2 separate regions of the Homo sapiens genome follow, and region 2 is linked to region 1. A link is a contact called in ENCODE Hi-C or POLR2A ChIA-PET data. All regions are on one chromosome and are shown on one strand. The core of a region is the stretch at or near the end of the contact, and the rest is flanking DNA. Distances in the headings are between cores, read along the strand shown. Region 1 holds the start of NAB1 (NGFI-A binding protein 1). Region 2 holds the start of STAT4 (signal transducer and activator of transcription 4).

Region 1 (7,620 bases), core at 3,345-5,844:
GAATTACAACTTCCATTCAGAAGCACAAAAAAAATTATTCTCTTTCTCTAATTTTTAAACCTGAGAGCAGCCATAAAAAAGAACAGGTTCATGTCTTTCGTGGGAACGTGGATGGAGCTGGAGGCTGTTGTTATCCTTAGCAAACTAACACAGGAACAGAAAATCAAATACCTCATGCTCTCACTTACAAGTGGGAGCTAAATGATAAGAACTCATGGACACGAAGAAGGAAACAACAGACAGCGCGGTCTACTTGAGGGTGAGGGGTGGGAGGACGGAGAGAGGCAGAAAAGACAACTATTGGGTAGTGGGCTTAATACCTGGGTTATGAATTAATCTGTACAATGAACCCCAGTGACACAAGTTTACCTATGTAACAAACCACATGTGCCCCAGAACCTAAAATAAAAGTTAAAAAAAACACACACACACAACTTGAGAGAGGAAATCTGGTTTTCTGAGAGGGGAAATAAACCTGGTGATTTGGCTGTATACTGTGACACACTCTACAACACGGATTAAAATTATGAACACGCCTGTAAAATAAGCTTCTCCCAAATCTACTCCTAACAGGTAAAAACAAAAACTAAGTCAAGAAGGCTTTCAAATTTTTTAAAAAGTGTTTTCAAAATTTAAAACCATACAAGTGATATTTATTTAAGACATCAGAAGTAGCTCTGTCTTGCCCTTACTTTTATATATAAGGAATAAGCCTGGGATGATATTTGCAAGAGATAGAGTTAAGAATAAACACATGAATAATAAATAAAAAAACAGAATTTGATATATTTCTCATACCACTTTCCAAATGGTGTTAAAAATTCAGAATCTGGTGTATTTATTAACCCTTTGTAATTTATTTAAAAATAAATTTTGTGCCTAAAAATCTAATATGAATTACTTTAGGAACATTCTAAAATTACTTCACAATTTACACACTGCTTCAAAACATATTCTAACTCTTAATATTTTATTGAAAATGTTATATATTTAATCAGAAGTAGGCATCACATATTTTAGACACTTCTATTAGGAAATACAATTCATACTAATAACATCTACAAAATACAAAATTCTGCTAGTTCATATTTTCCATTTCATTTATTCAGCAAATATTTATTAAGTGACTAGTATGCGTCAGCCAATGTTCTAGCCACTGAATATACAGCAGTGAATAAAAAATTCTGCCTCTTGGAAATTACACTCATGTCCTTTAGGCTCTTAATGAAATGTAACATGAAATGTGATTTTCCATGTATAAGAAAATTATTTTTATTTTACTATTTGCATTCGACGAAGTATTACAAAAATAATATAGTCTCATTCCTTAGTAGTTTTTATATTCATCTTTTAGAGTGCATGAAAAGACAATCAAAACTATAAACAGAGACAAAACATTTTCCTTTGTCTTTTAGACTTCCTTCTGTTCTCCTTATTTTCACTGTTTTATAGCAAAGCCCTGCGGGCAGGGAACCATCCATGACTTACTTGTCTTTGTGTTCCAAGCATCCAGCCCTAAACCTGGCACATTCTTGGTGCTCAACAAGCTGTACTGAATAAATGAATAATTTCAATATACAGGTATTTATAATAAAATCACACCAGGAGAAACCAAAACTATTGCATGGACGTTTAACAAAAGATATCCAAAGTGGTCTGAATGGCAACTATTTGTGTTAGCACATTCTTACACCTGTCTGGGATGCCTCCAAGAACACTCTAAAGCCTTGAAACTGTTTGATCTCTTCCAGAGGGCCTTCAGAGGATAATCAGACACCATAATTGTTACCTTCCAGGATGGAATGTGAATCTCTTTGCTTTCCTCTAACAAATCCTCAGGGCGTGGGAGTGGGAGAAGACTGTGTGTGTGCTGGAGTCGGGAGGAGGTATTAGGGATGGCATGAGTGACAAAACCTGGTAAGGTGGAAAAAAAGAATCCATCGTCTGACTTGACTCAGATACAGGCGAATGCTTCAGTTCTTTTTGAGCTACCATATTGACTACAGTGTTGTCATACAGACATACAGAATTGGATGCTTAAAAGCTTAAAATTTTATCTTTCCTTCATTTTCCTTCCTCCCACCACTTCCCCCAGCACCACAGGGCATTTAAGGCAAAGTAAAGTGGGCCAAAAATGCCATTCTTAATGTGGGAAGAATACACTATCTAAATGTGCCCAGAAAACAAACAAGGATAGATTCCACTGTTTAACTGTAGAAACCAGATACAACTCAGAAGAAAAAGTATCTGTCCTGACACATTTCCTTTTCAGCATCATGTTCAGCCAGACACAGACAAGCTTGGGAAGAGGATTTAATGTTGTTTCTTCCAACTCTGGAAACAATTCCACTAGAAGGCTCAATAGTTCAGGTAAGACCACTCATTTCGTGACTCATGAATCCGTGATTATACATCTTTACGGAAAAAAGTTCTTTTTTTCTAGCTTTCAGAACCAAGAGTGTTTGCAAAACATCAAGATTCCATAGAGGAATTAGAAGAGAATTTTGCAGATTTCGTTGCCTGAACATTACCTTCCCCACCAACCAAGAAATTGCCTAAATCGTCTTTAACATGACCATCTAACTTTCTCTTTAGTAGAACAGGATCCACAGCTGCAAAAACCGTGACAATTAGGGAGACTAAGAGAAACTTCCAGCAGTGATTTCTGCAGTTAAAGAATTTCAGGAATTAAGCAGACTTATTCATTTGAAATATCAACTCAACTACTCCAGACAAAACCTGTCACTAATACTGAAGAAAAAGATTTAACTTTAATTATATGTATTCCATTGCGGCATTACTCATTTCTATAACATGATTTCGCAAAAAGAAAAAAAAAGGTTCTGTACTTTATTAAAGTCTTTTTCTTTCAATATCATCATCATCATCCTATCCCTTGCTGCAACATAAAGATGTGGTTTGAAGAATTTCCCATCTCAAAGAATGCCTTGTATCCCCATCAGCGAAGTAGGCACACTCTGGGAGGCCAGCCAGGGTGTGGGAATGGCCTCCTATAAAACTTGATTTTTATGTGTATGTTAAAATGGGATTCTACCTGTCTTTGCAGTAGTTTTATATTAATGAATGCTCTCTAATCTTCAAGAACACAATGCTAAAATTCTTTAATTTTTCCACTTTTTGCAAAGAATTGAAATATAGATTTAAAAAACAGACTTCCAAAATTTTTTTGGCAATAGCTTAAGTACATTTTTCTTCTTCTTCTTTTTTTTTTTTTTTTTTTTTGAGACTGAGTTTCGCTCTTGTTGCCCAAGCTGGAGTGCAATGGCACGATCTTGGCTCACTGCAACCTCCGCCTCCCGGGTTCAAGCTATTCTCCCGCCTCAGCCTCCCAAGCAGCTGGGATGTCAGGCATGCGCCACCACGCCCGGCTAATTTTGTATTTTTTGTAGAGACGGGATTTCACCACGTTAGCCAGGCTGGTGTCCAACTCCGGACCTCAGGTGATCCGCCCGCCTCGGCCTCCCACAGTGCTGGCATTACAGGCGTGAGCCCTGGCCAGCCTAAGTACATTTTTGAAGGTGCTTTAATACTTTGGTTAGCAAAGTTTATGCAAACCAAAAAATTCTATATTGTGCCTTGGGAACTCTAATTTAGCACACACCAGCACTATACTAGCGCCGTAGTTTTTCTACACCATGGACACAAAAAACATTAAACAGTAAAATAAAAGGCAGATTTTCAGGAGGTTAAAAAGGTTGGAATTAAATTACCCGGCCAGCGCGACAGTTGTCAAAGCTGTACTTCGGACTCCCTGGTTCCATTCCTCCCTCCTCCTCCCGTCCCAACGCCAGAGCGGAGGTGGGGAGGGGGCAAGATGGGCGAGGCAGAGATGCTCTCCCAGCCGCCGGTTCTTCCAGCGCCGCGCACCTGCCGCCCCTTCCTCCATGCGGTCGCTGCAGCCTTCCCGCCGGACGCCTCGCCCCCCCGGGCAGGGGCGCACCTGGACCACCTGCCTCCCCGCCTCTGCCCCGAGCCTGCGGGGGCCAGGGGAGCCCGGCGCGCTGTTGTTTTTTTTTTTTTTTTTTTTTTAAAGTCAGCCTCCTAGAGGATGTTGGATTTGGCGGGTGTGCTCTTTGAAATACTATATCGGGAACCTCACACATAATTTTTTTTTTTTAATTGCAAACCTTCCCAGTTCACTCCGCAGCTGGAGAGCAGGCCGGAGGCGGCGTTCCCCACCCGTCTCCCTCTTTGTCGTCCCCTCCCCGCGCCCGGAGCGGGACTCGCGGGAGCCGCCCACTCCCGGCGCCCACTTGGTTCCTCCCAGCTGCCGTGTGAATGGGCCGTCCTCCGGATTCCGCGGAGGGGGCGGCGGGAAGGGGCCGAGCCCCGGGCCCAGCGGCCGCCCCCGCCCCCGCCCGGCGGCGGCCCACGCCGGGATCTGCGTCACTCGGCCGCGCGTGGGCGGGAGCCGGAGCGGCGAATGTAGCAAGAGCGGAATCTCCCAATGTGACAGCGCGGGGTGGGGGAGTGGAGGCGGCGGAGGCGGGCGGGGGAGGGGGAGGAGGGTGTAGCGCGCGCGGGGAAGGCAGGGGAGGGGAGGGCAAGGCGCGGCGGGGGAGGCGCTGCCGCCGCCGCCGCCGCCCGCGCGCCGCAGCCTGGAGGAGCCGCCGCCGCCGCCGCGGCCAAGCGAGCGCCGTCGGGGCGGGTGGGCGGGAAGAAGCGGCGGGCCCGAGGTGGGGGGGAGCAGAGAGAGCGCGCCCACCACCTTCCCTTCCCCCCTCGATGGGAGCGGGGGCGTCCCGGCTCCTGCAGCCGCCAGAGGAGGGAGAGCCGGGGGCCGTCGCTTCGGAGTTGGGGCTGAGCAGTCCTCGGGGAGAGCGCGCCAAGACCGCTGCAGCCGCTGGCTGAGTACGTACCGGAGCGGACGGTCGCCACTCCCGGTCCGCCAAGTGCGGGACACTTTCGCGGCTGAGCGGCCACGGGCGAACTTGGGGCGGCTGAGTCGCGGGGCCACGCGGGCACTTTGGGGGCGGTGTCCGGGGGAAGCGGGCTCCGCGCGGCCGCCGCCGGAAGGAGAGGGCGGCCCCGGGCTCGTGTGGGCGATTCCCGGAGACATTCTGTGTGCCAGGGCGGCGGGGAGCGCGGCCCTGACTCGTGCATTTTCCCTCCGAGAAAGGTTGGGGTGCCGAGTCCGTTTTGCTAACGGGGCTGGGGGCGTCACACGGCGCTCTGGGGGTGTGCGATGTGGGTTGTGCGCGCCGGCCCCAGAGTTTTGCAGCCACCTTCGTCAGGGCAGTCTTTTTGTTTGTTTACTTTATAAAAGTGCTGCACTTACCGTCTCGATTTTCTTCTTGGGTATCTTCCCTTTCCGAATGTAGTTTTCTTTTTAAAAGCGGAAGGAGAGTTTTACATGGAAGTGGCTTACAGAAACTTGGCGCTGAGGTGCAGGGAAGCCAGAAACTCTTTGTGTCTCTAAGGCCGATGAGGAATTTGGAAACACATGTGGGACATACAAGCGTTGGATATAGAGGTGTGTGTGTGTGACCTTATCATGGAGAAACACTGAAAATACTATCAAATCTTTGTGGTCTGCAAACTCAGAGCTTCCAAAGCTTGAGATAGGAAATGACACTTCTGTTAAGCCTGAATGTTGCAGGATCTCGGGGAAAGGGATAGTTGAGATGGAATATACATTTGTCGATTCTGCAGACCAAGCTTTGCAGCGAGTGATCGGGAGGAATCGTAGACTTGCATGTACTTACACCTCGCTCCCTGAGATTCGGGAGGCACGGAAAATTTTGGGATGGCTGTTAATTTAAAATTTCATCTGAAAGAGTCGATTTGGAGTAACTTGTCACTACCAGTTGGTTTGCCAGTGACGTGTCTGCCAACTCAAAGAGTGCAAAGATCAGAAGCTGAAAGAGGAATTCTCAGATCTTGTTTAAAAATATTTTGGCAGTTTTAATAGATAATATGAGATTGCATAGGAACAGAGGAGCCGAATTTAAAATAGATTAGTCACGTAGGAAATGCTTAGCTGTTGTAAAAGTGTTCACGCAATGACTTACCTTCCTAGGTTTTCACTTTTTTGAAAATTTTTCCCTGAACAACATACTGAATTATGATATTTCATAATTTGTGTGTGGGTTATAAGAAGTATGAGGAGAGAGGATGCATAGGATTTGCTTTTTCTGTTTTGGGTGGAGATTGAGCTTTTCCTGAAGACCTGAAAGAGCTGCTTCTGATCTAATCTGAGTGCCAGTAAAAGTGGCTCTTAGATGAAAGGCTTTTTCTTCTCCATATTGGTGTCATTTAAGACATACAATATTATCTTTAAGTTTAAAAGATTATATTTTTTCATCGGTATTAACATACAAATAAGGGTTTTCTTGAGTCTTTGTAGATGACTGGCTAGGTCAGCCTTTTTTATCCCTGATTTGGGTATTAGATATTGGAACATTAGGTCTTGAAAGAAAATTTCAAGGAACTTCTGGAAGAAGCTTTCTTGTTTCAATTTTATTATTTTTACCATTTTGCACTAAAGTTAATATGCCATTTCGAGATTAAAAATGTTTTTTTCCCGACTCTGATGGTCTCTTGTTACTTGTGAAGGTATCAATAATAATGTAATAATGACAACATTGAGGAACTGTAGATTTTTATTTTATTCTGCCTGCTAATTATGGATGTAATTCAAATGACAGAAATTCTTAGGATTACTATGGTTGTTACAAGGACATTTAGTAAGCTTATATGTCTAGTAAATAACTTGATCTATCTAAAAAATACTTTATCTCATCTTATTTCAAAATTATTCAGTTGAGTAATCTCTTTTTTGTAAGTGGCAAATAACATCCACTGTCGTATGAGAAAGTTAATAGATGTTTATTCTCCTTGTTAGAGAAACACTGAAAGCATTAGGTATTTTCATCACGGTATAGCTAAGAACCTATTGGTTTATTAAAGATTTTGGGGGTTTGCACTGTGGATGCTTCTTTGAAAGAAGAAATTATAAACTGGGGGACATCTTTGATGAATTTGTTAATGAACTTTAAATATTTAAAGTTCAGGTTGGATGAAAACAGAAGTATGTCAGTTTCTAAAGAAAATATAGACATGGGGTCTCGCTGTGTTGCCCAGGTTGGCCTCAAACTCCTGGGGCCAAGGGATTATCCCACCTTAGCCTCCGAAGTTATGTCAGGTTTCATTGGCCTAAGACTTAGGACTCATTTATTCCATTATAACAAGCCTGGAGCTGTTTTTTGTGAGTGCTATTTATGTACATTTTTGGAAATGAAATCTTTGTAAAATTTACCTTTAAATGCAAAGCTGTGTTTTGGATGGAAGTGACCATTTTATAATATGTTTTGAACAGTTTAAGATCATGCTAATGTATAATCAACCCGTCTATGCATATTTCATTGTGGAATTTGCTAAACATATTATAGCATAAATAATACCCACTTGAGCATAATAGAAGATTGCTAGACCCTTTGCTTTGGATTTATTTTTATCTTACCTGCTTCTTTTATCCTTTTCAACAGTAGAATGAAGAATGGTACAATTGTTATATTAAGTGCAAATTCCCTTTCTGATCTGACATGTTCAATAACTCATACAACAGTAGAATATACTCCTTAAACTTAATAATGGAGC
Region 2 (7,620 bases), core at 1,510-4,009, 500 kb after region 1:
AAAATATTGTTCATAGCCCTAGTACATATTTTCTTCTTTCCTTAGAATTAGTCAATGTTATGACTGAATTCCAATATATCCAAGGATACAAAAATTTCACTAAGGTTTTTTTTCATAATTCAACCCTAATGAAGGGAGCAGCCTTCTTTCTGTGCCCCTAAACTACAGCCTTCCTTGCTCTAAAATGAACTCCTGTTCTACCTGCTCCAAAAAGTTTTCACTCCCACTCTGCCAAACACCCCACATCCTGCCCACAGCTGTCTATGTGAATTTCTATTATCAACAAGCTCTTTCCCTATCTCTTGTCCCCTCAACATTTAGACTTGGAGCAACTTGAAGGCAAACGTATTTGACATTTACTATACCTCCTAAAACCCTCTAAGACTTTATATGTGAGGAACAACCCCCCAAGAAGCTTCTTTTATATGAAATTGCCAAATTTCTTTTTTCTTTATTTCAGATTTGTCTGGCTTCTAGAGTCAGCTTTATGTTCTTGACTTCTAGTCCAATTTTGTCTTAGCTTCATGAAGAATTTTATGTATGCATTTTCGTAGGCTCCAGTTTTTTAAATTAAAAATATTTCTGAACCAGTGAATGTGTTTCATTTCTCTCTGTGAGGATCCATTATAGATGGGCAAAGCTCTTAAAGGATGTAGTCTTTTTGTCTCTGAGAAACATCTGATAGTGGTTAAACCCTCAAGTTACTTAAGGAGTAAGAAACCACACTTGATACCTATTTGGCAGCCTGTCATAAAAGAAAAGTACGCATTTCCCCCTTGTAACCCCACTCTGGCCAATTTAGAAGCTGTAGACATATTTCCTAACTCAGGAAAATTAGTATGACGCTGCCTCCTTGAAATTACAGCATTTTATGTTTTCCAAAGTCAAATTTTTGGTTGTTTTCTCAGCAATTCTAAGTCAAGTAAAAACACCAAACCCCCTTTTACATGATTAATCACCATAACATTTCAACATATCTCATAGATAGGCTAAGGTTTCCTTTTGCCTATAGAACACCAGGGTAATTTCATATATTTCATATACATATTCTTTGGGTTTTAAGTAGAATCATTTTGAGCACCTTTTCCCTGAGCTCCTGGTAAATGACTTAAAATTTATAAAAAAACGTGTTGCCAATGTTTTGCTAAAGAGAAAGCAAGTGGGAAAAGAAGTAATGTTTTATTTGCATATCATTTTATATTTATGAAAACCTTTACACTTTACAATTCTAGGCATATTGTAAATGCTCAATCAATGCTTGTTAAATGAAGAATGAGTGGCACTCCTGACATTGCTATGAATATGGTAGGTGGATATAAGTAGTATGTCAACTTTAAAAAGGAAAAACTTGAAGATCAAATAGGCGAAATGACGCCTGCCTAATGTGTGAGGCTTCTAAGGGACAACCTGAGGTTTCCTGAGTCTGAACCATTTGTTTTTCCAGATATCGGATGTATATATATTCCATCGGATGTGTATATATTCCACACAAAATTGGAACATTTGTTCTCATGCTACTATCAACATTGTCCTATCTATCAATTTATTTTAGTTAATGACAACAGAGAACATGAGTTGAAAATAGCATTACAGTTTTTCATCATACTATTGTTAAACCCCCGCTATGATTTGGATGAAAAATCTATTTTCTAACTAAAACTTACAGGTAGATGGGAGGAATAAGTTCTAGTGCTGTAACACTAGGATGAATATGGTTAACAATAACTTAGTGTATATTTTCAAAAAGCTAAGAGGATTTTGAATGTTCACAACACAAAGTAATGATAAATGTTTGAGGTGATGGATATGCTGAATATCCTTTGATCATAACACATTGTTCATATTTATTGAAATATCACTGTATATTCCATAAATATTTACAATTGTGTGTCAAATGAAAATAAAAGGAAAATTAAAAAAAATAAAAATAAACACCGAAAAAAATCACTACTAAGATCTGAGTCTTTCGGAGAGCTGAATTCAAAGCTGAAAAAAGGAAGAAGAAGGAATACATAGTCCTAGGACATTTTCTATTGCAGCCTCTGGGAACGCCTTTAGACATCCTTCAGCAGGTTTCTTTGCTTTCACTCTCTAGGGGCTACTTCTTTCTCATGAAAACTGTGACGTTGCTTCTGAAAACTCAGTGCCTGTCTGTCCTTTTTGCGTGCATTTCCTAGAAGATCCCACTAAAGGGGCATTTTGTCCCACCGTCTGTGAGCTGGTGGTGCCGCTTTGGCTCTGTGGCCTGTAGCTTGCAAAAGGAGATGACCTGCCCTAAAATGTCACTCGCGCCCATCAAAGCCACAGTCACCGGCTGCCGTAGCTGCAAGCTTTTTTCTGAAATCCAGGTACGCTAATCTAAAGTCAGACATCACAGCTCTAGAGAAGCTGGCTAAGAAAGTGAAGAGGGGCTCACTTTCAGCCTCCGCGAGGACACACCTCCGCAGCCGCCGCAGCTCCCCTGGCCCCCGCAGGGAGATTCGCCCGGGCACCGTGGCGCGGGCCTGCGGAGCGGTTTCCGCGGAGAACCCGTGCCAGGGCGCATCTGTGGGTCGTGGAGTCGGGCGCTTCCTTCTATAATAAGCCTCCTCAGGAAGGTTAAAATGAAGCAATTGTCAAAACGCCAAGGGAAAGCAAAGCTTCAGAGTATCCTGCATAATAAGCATGTCCTCCTTACAAGAGGCAGCCAGAAGGTGTGGTCTGGCCACTTACCTAGCGCTCTCTCAGCACAGGTCCCAGGCAGTGCTCAAGTCCAAAGTCAGAAGCGCCCCTCACAGTCCCTAGGAGAAAGCCGCTGACGCCATCATCAGTAGGGGATTTGCATTTCTCCTCCCACTTGAGGCTTTCCTGTGCGTCAGTGTTCGAGTCTCTGGGACTTTACTTGGGTCAGTTCCCACCCACTCTATTCTAGAAATGCTAACACGCAGAAACTGCCAGGCTGGAGCCCCTTCACCGGGCGTCCTCTTCCCTCTTATCCCTCCCAGCGGCTCTCGCAACTGCAGGTGGCTCAGCAGTGCCAGGAAAAAGGGGAGGGGCGGGGCATACATTTTCTTCAGTGGTTTCCTTAGACAATCTGAGATCCTCTGCAGAGTTACTTACCTGGAGCCCAGTTCTTCAGCTTCCTCTCTCCCTAGTATAAGGCTCCACTCAGCCTGGTGAACCACCCCTGGGATGGAAGGGATGGGTAGCCAGGATCAAAACACCAAACTCATAGACCTTACTGGGCTCCAATTCCAGCGGGGTCCGCTCACTCCGACGAGGGTGACCTGACCCAGAGGGTTGGGCCAAGTCCTGGGTAGGCCACCAGTGCTTGCCCTTCCTGACCTAGCCTCCTCCTACTCTCCTTGAGTAGCCTTGCCCCTGGTTGCTACGGTGCGTTCTTCTCCCTTTGTGACATCAGCCTGTTCTAGAATCACAGAGTTGGAGGAAGTCTTGGTCCCATCTAATGCTAAATCCTCTTTCATATCTGAAGAGACCCAGTGAGGTGACCAAGAGGACTCAATAAGTTAGCCACGGAGCCCGATAATAGCCCAGGTGTTTCCCTTCCCACTTCAGTGGTCTTTTCATTTCATCTCCTTGTAGTTAGCTCTTAACCCCTTGATTCACAGTAGGGGTTCAATAAAATAAAGAGAAGTCCAGGCGTGTGGCTCACACCTGTAATCCTAGCACTTTGGGAGGCTGAAGTGGAAGGACTCCTTGAGCCCAGGAGTTTGAGACCAGCCCAGGCAACACAGTAAAATCCCACCGTATATTAAAAAATCAATAAAAATGTTTAAGAAAGTAAAAATAGTAAAACAAAGACAAAAATAAAGACAGACAGACAGACTGAAAGAAAGGTAGAAAGTGTCACTCAATTTGGTTATACACATGCTTAGAGCAATATACCAAGGTGAAAGGCCTGCCTCCCTCTTCCCTGACGGGTTTCACACAGGTACACCCTCTGGATTCTTCTCTCCCAGGTGACATTATCATGTGCTTAAACTTACCACCCACCCCCAAATAGGTCAATCAATCCAAAGTCACACTTTCCATATCACTGTAAATTTCCTGGTTAGGTAGGCCTGGTCCCCACTGCTTGTTGAGCAGGCAGTTTCCAGGAGCTTATGCTGCTCTGACCCTACATAAGAAAGTGCCAATTTCAGGCTATTCCATAAGCTACTAAGCAAAGTCTGATTTTCTTCTGGAGAAGCTGTCACTGCCTATAGGAAAAAAATCCAAATTCTTGGCAGTTTAAGTTCTGTACAGTTTGGTCCCAACCTATCCAGGAAACTTTTCTCCCCTATAAGAGCCCATGATGTGACCCAAGCAGTCACCTCAGCTGCCCAGATTAACCTCATATTTCACTACCGAGGCTTTCTTCAACTGGATATTCCTCCCTGAGCCTACCTACTTAGTGAAATCCTATAGTTCTCAGTGAAGACTTCCCGATGACCTGAACCCACAGCAATGTTTCCCTGCTCCAAATTCTTCATACTTCCTGTCCAAACCAGCGCTCTCCAAGAGAAATAAAATGTAAGCCACATATGTAATTGTAAATTTTCTCATAGCCATATTAAAAAGGAAAAAAGCACAGGTGAAATTAATTTTAATATTGTAAATAACCCAATATATACAAGAATCTTAACATTTTGGCATATAATCAATATAAAAAATTATCAATAAGATACTTTGCATTCCTTATTTCATACTCAATCTCTGAAGTCTGGTGTATATTTAGCACTTACAGGGCATGTCAGTTAGGACTAGCCACATTCCAAGCCACATATGGCTAGTGGCTGCCGTGTTGGACAGTGCACATCTAGACCACTTATTTAGCACTTTTCACTTCCTGCCTCATAGTGTTAGTCACACTGGTTTTACATGTCCTTATCATTATCATATTCAATTGTTGAGTGCCTGCTGTACAAAACAGAGTTTGTTCTCCTCCTCCTTTTCAGGGCCTTACCTTGCGGCTTCCACAGCAGTTTTTAAACCTTTTGTTCTCAAGATACCATTATTCCCTTAAAAATTGTTGACAAACCCAAGGAATGTTTGTGTATTACTGTTCTGGATGAAATTTTTATTTACTGTGTTAAAACTTAAATCTGAGAAAAAATTAAAATATGTATTTATTCCTTCAAAATGACAATAATAAACCCACTCCATGTTAAACATGTTTTAAGAAAAACAAATATATCTTCCAACATGAAAAACGTAATGAGAAGAGTGGCATTTTAAAAATCTCTTTAATGTCTGGTTTGAGAGAAGACAGCTGGATTCTCATATCTGTTTCTGCATTTAATCTGCTGCAAAGTATTATTTTGGTTGACATATTTGAAGAAAGTATGGACTCACACATTTATGTAGTTGGAAAAGGGGAGTATTATAATGACCTTTTCAAATAATTATTCTTCTTTGATACCACATCAAAACTCAATGAGTGGTAGTTTCTGAAGGGCTAGTTGCATTGTGAAATCTGAAACCTTATCAACATATACTTTATGTATACTTTATGTAAACATATACTTTATGTATACTGTTACATTCAAATCTTTTGTTGTATATATTTTGAATGAAACTATTACCCACAAATTATTTTGCAATGTCAGACACTGGTCATTTAAAAAACATTGGTCCACTGAAGTATGCAGATTTTCTAAATGCTGCCTACTTCATCATACAATGAATACAACATTTCATCATACAGTGTTCAGAAATTCATGTCAGGTAATATCAATGTTGATCTCATCATGTAAGTATTTTAAATACTGGGAAGCAGTCAAGCTCAAATTCTAATTTTTGCTTGAAAGCTCAGTTTTATTATTGGCAGCAGATACTACCAGTTGTTTTCCTTAAAGTGACAGGCTCGTCTTGGCAACTCAAACAATCACGCAAGTGCTTTTCCTCGAGATGACCATCATCCTTTAATATGTGCCTTTTCCATTTCATCACAAAGAATATTAAAAAGACGTGTACTTAAGGTCTGAGATTTAATAAAATTAATAATTTTTACTGCTTCATCAAAAACATTCTTAAGTCAAACTGGCATTTTATTGTAAGTGCATGGTGGTGAAATATACAACTGCTAGTATAATTTGGCACCACTTCCTTGCTTTGTGCTAAGGCCCCAACAGTTTCACCCACCTTTGCTTTGGTACCATTGGTGCAAATGTCAGCAGGGTGAAAAGACAAAACTGTATTAGTATTATTATAAAAATAGTTTAACCTTGCAGATGCTCTAAAAAGATCTCGGGGACCACTCCCAGGGATCTGCAGGTAACACTTAGAGAACCTCTGCTCTATTTGCCATATGCTGCCAACTGTAACTCGTTTATCCAGAGATGTCTATCATGAGGGACTCTCTGCCCAAATACGCACTTTTTTCTTGGTTAAATCTTCTGCCTTGAACCTCTGTCTTCCTTCTGTATTTCATGAGTGGAGGAAGACATCTAAGAAAGGGCGCTTCTATGTCCAATTTGTTTCTCTTTTTTAGAATCAAAACTAAATAAGCAGGTCTGCAGTTTCTTGACCCTACACTGGCCCTGGCCTTGTCAGTCCCTCAGAGACAAAGACATAAAAAAATTCGAAGTAAAATGAAGAACAAACCAAATGCTAAAATGAAACCCCTGGAAGGTTTTCCAAATTCAAAGGCCCCCACAGATTCCTGTCTCCTTTCTCAAACAGCCACCCAGTTGCCCTGGTGATAAGCCCTATATCTAATTTTTTGCTGCATCATGCTAAGAAGAAAATCCCAGATTAAAGACTTTCAGAAAAGTAGCTTCTAGTTCTGGTGTGTCAATTTCTAGTGGCACAAAGTTATATAAGTTACCTAACTTCTCTAACCCCAAAACTCCCTGTCTATAAAAGTGGGGATATTATGTCCCACCTGAAATTGCTGGGAAAAGTCAAAGATATAATGTAAGAAATGGGATCAGGTTAAATGCTGAATCAATAGCTGTTAATAATAGAATAATAAACAAGTTATGGGTAACTTTGGCACTCACCAGGTTAACCCTCCAGCTTCCCTGCCACCTTGCTGTACAGAGCGGAAATGGAGATGAAGAGAGTCTGGGTGGGATAGGCAGGTTCACAGTTGTAAATAGAAGATAGGGTGGATTCAAAATCGGTTCTGATTGTGCTTTTCCCACTCTGCCCAGTGGAGCTGCTTTTGTGGGAAACAGAGAGAGGAAGAGAGAGGATATCACTCTTGCCGCTGTAAGGGAGGTAAACCAGCTCCACCTTCTCCCAATTTTTGTACAAAGAATATAAACATTTGCTAGTTTCAGTTTTGTGATATCACCATACTTCTCCTCTCCCCTCTTAAGTGTTCTGAGGAAACTGGGGTGAGCTGGAGTTGGAGGTTGGACAGACAATATGTACACGCAGAAAGATGCGTTGAGTTCCCTGGTTGCATATGCTAGTACCACATGAGTGGGACAGCAAGGATTATTGGGATAAGATGGCCTGGTGTGAATCTCATCGACTCATCTGTGTGCAGGTTGCTCTAGCTCCATCAGAACAGGAACATTGTCTTGTAAAAGGGTTTAATATCAATCTTGCTAATTTTCTGAAGTCCAGTTCCCATTGACTCTGCTCCCTCTACTGCCATCTCAGAAGCATTGCAATTTACAAATCATAGTC

Evidence for each region. A loop is a pair of places that touch in the nucleus more often than their neighbours do. ChIA-PET counts read pairs that join two places held with the same protein, here RNA polymerase II (POLR2A). Pooled maps may share reads with other maps.
Region 2: a loop to region 1 is called in a map of naive thymus-derived CD4-positive, alpha-beta T cell, with 9 times the contacts of the local background. The contact joins the promoter of STAT4 here to the promoter of NAB1 in region 1. A Hi-C loop is called at or near these places in 2 of 168 maps with a recorded cell type or tissue (both naive thymus-derived CD4-positive, alpha-beta T cell) and 6 of 50 pooled maps. POLR2A ChIA-PET finds 5 or more read pairs at or near these places in 1 of 52 experiments (GM12878).

Annotation. Positions count from the first base shown.
Region 1 is chr2:190,644,489-190,652,108 of GRCh38, forward strand. It overlaps NAB1 (NGFI-A binding protein 1), which reads left to right and starts at 4,595. Exons shown (of 10, transcript NM_005966.4): 1 at 4,595-4,872; 2 at 5,358-5,494. It also overlaps a transcript of NEMP2 not described here. RefSeq lists silencers at 3,856-3,905, 3,916-3,965, 4,046-4,095, 4,126-4,495, 4,506-5,105.
Region 2 is chr2:191,148,235-191,155,854 of GRCh38, forward strand. It overlaps STAT4 (signal transducer and activator of transcription 4), which reads right to left and starts at 2,760. Exons shown (of 24, transcript NM_003151.4): 1 at 2,713-2,760. RefSeq lists a silencer at 2,400-2,449 and enhancers at 2,920-2,969, 3,100-3,179.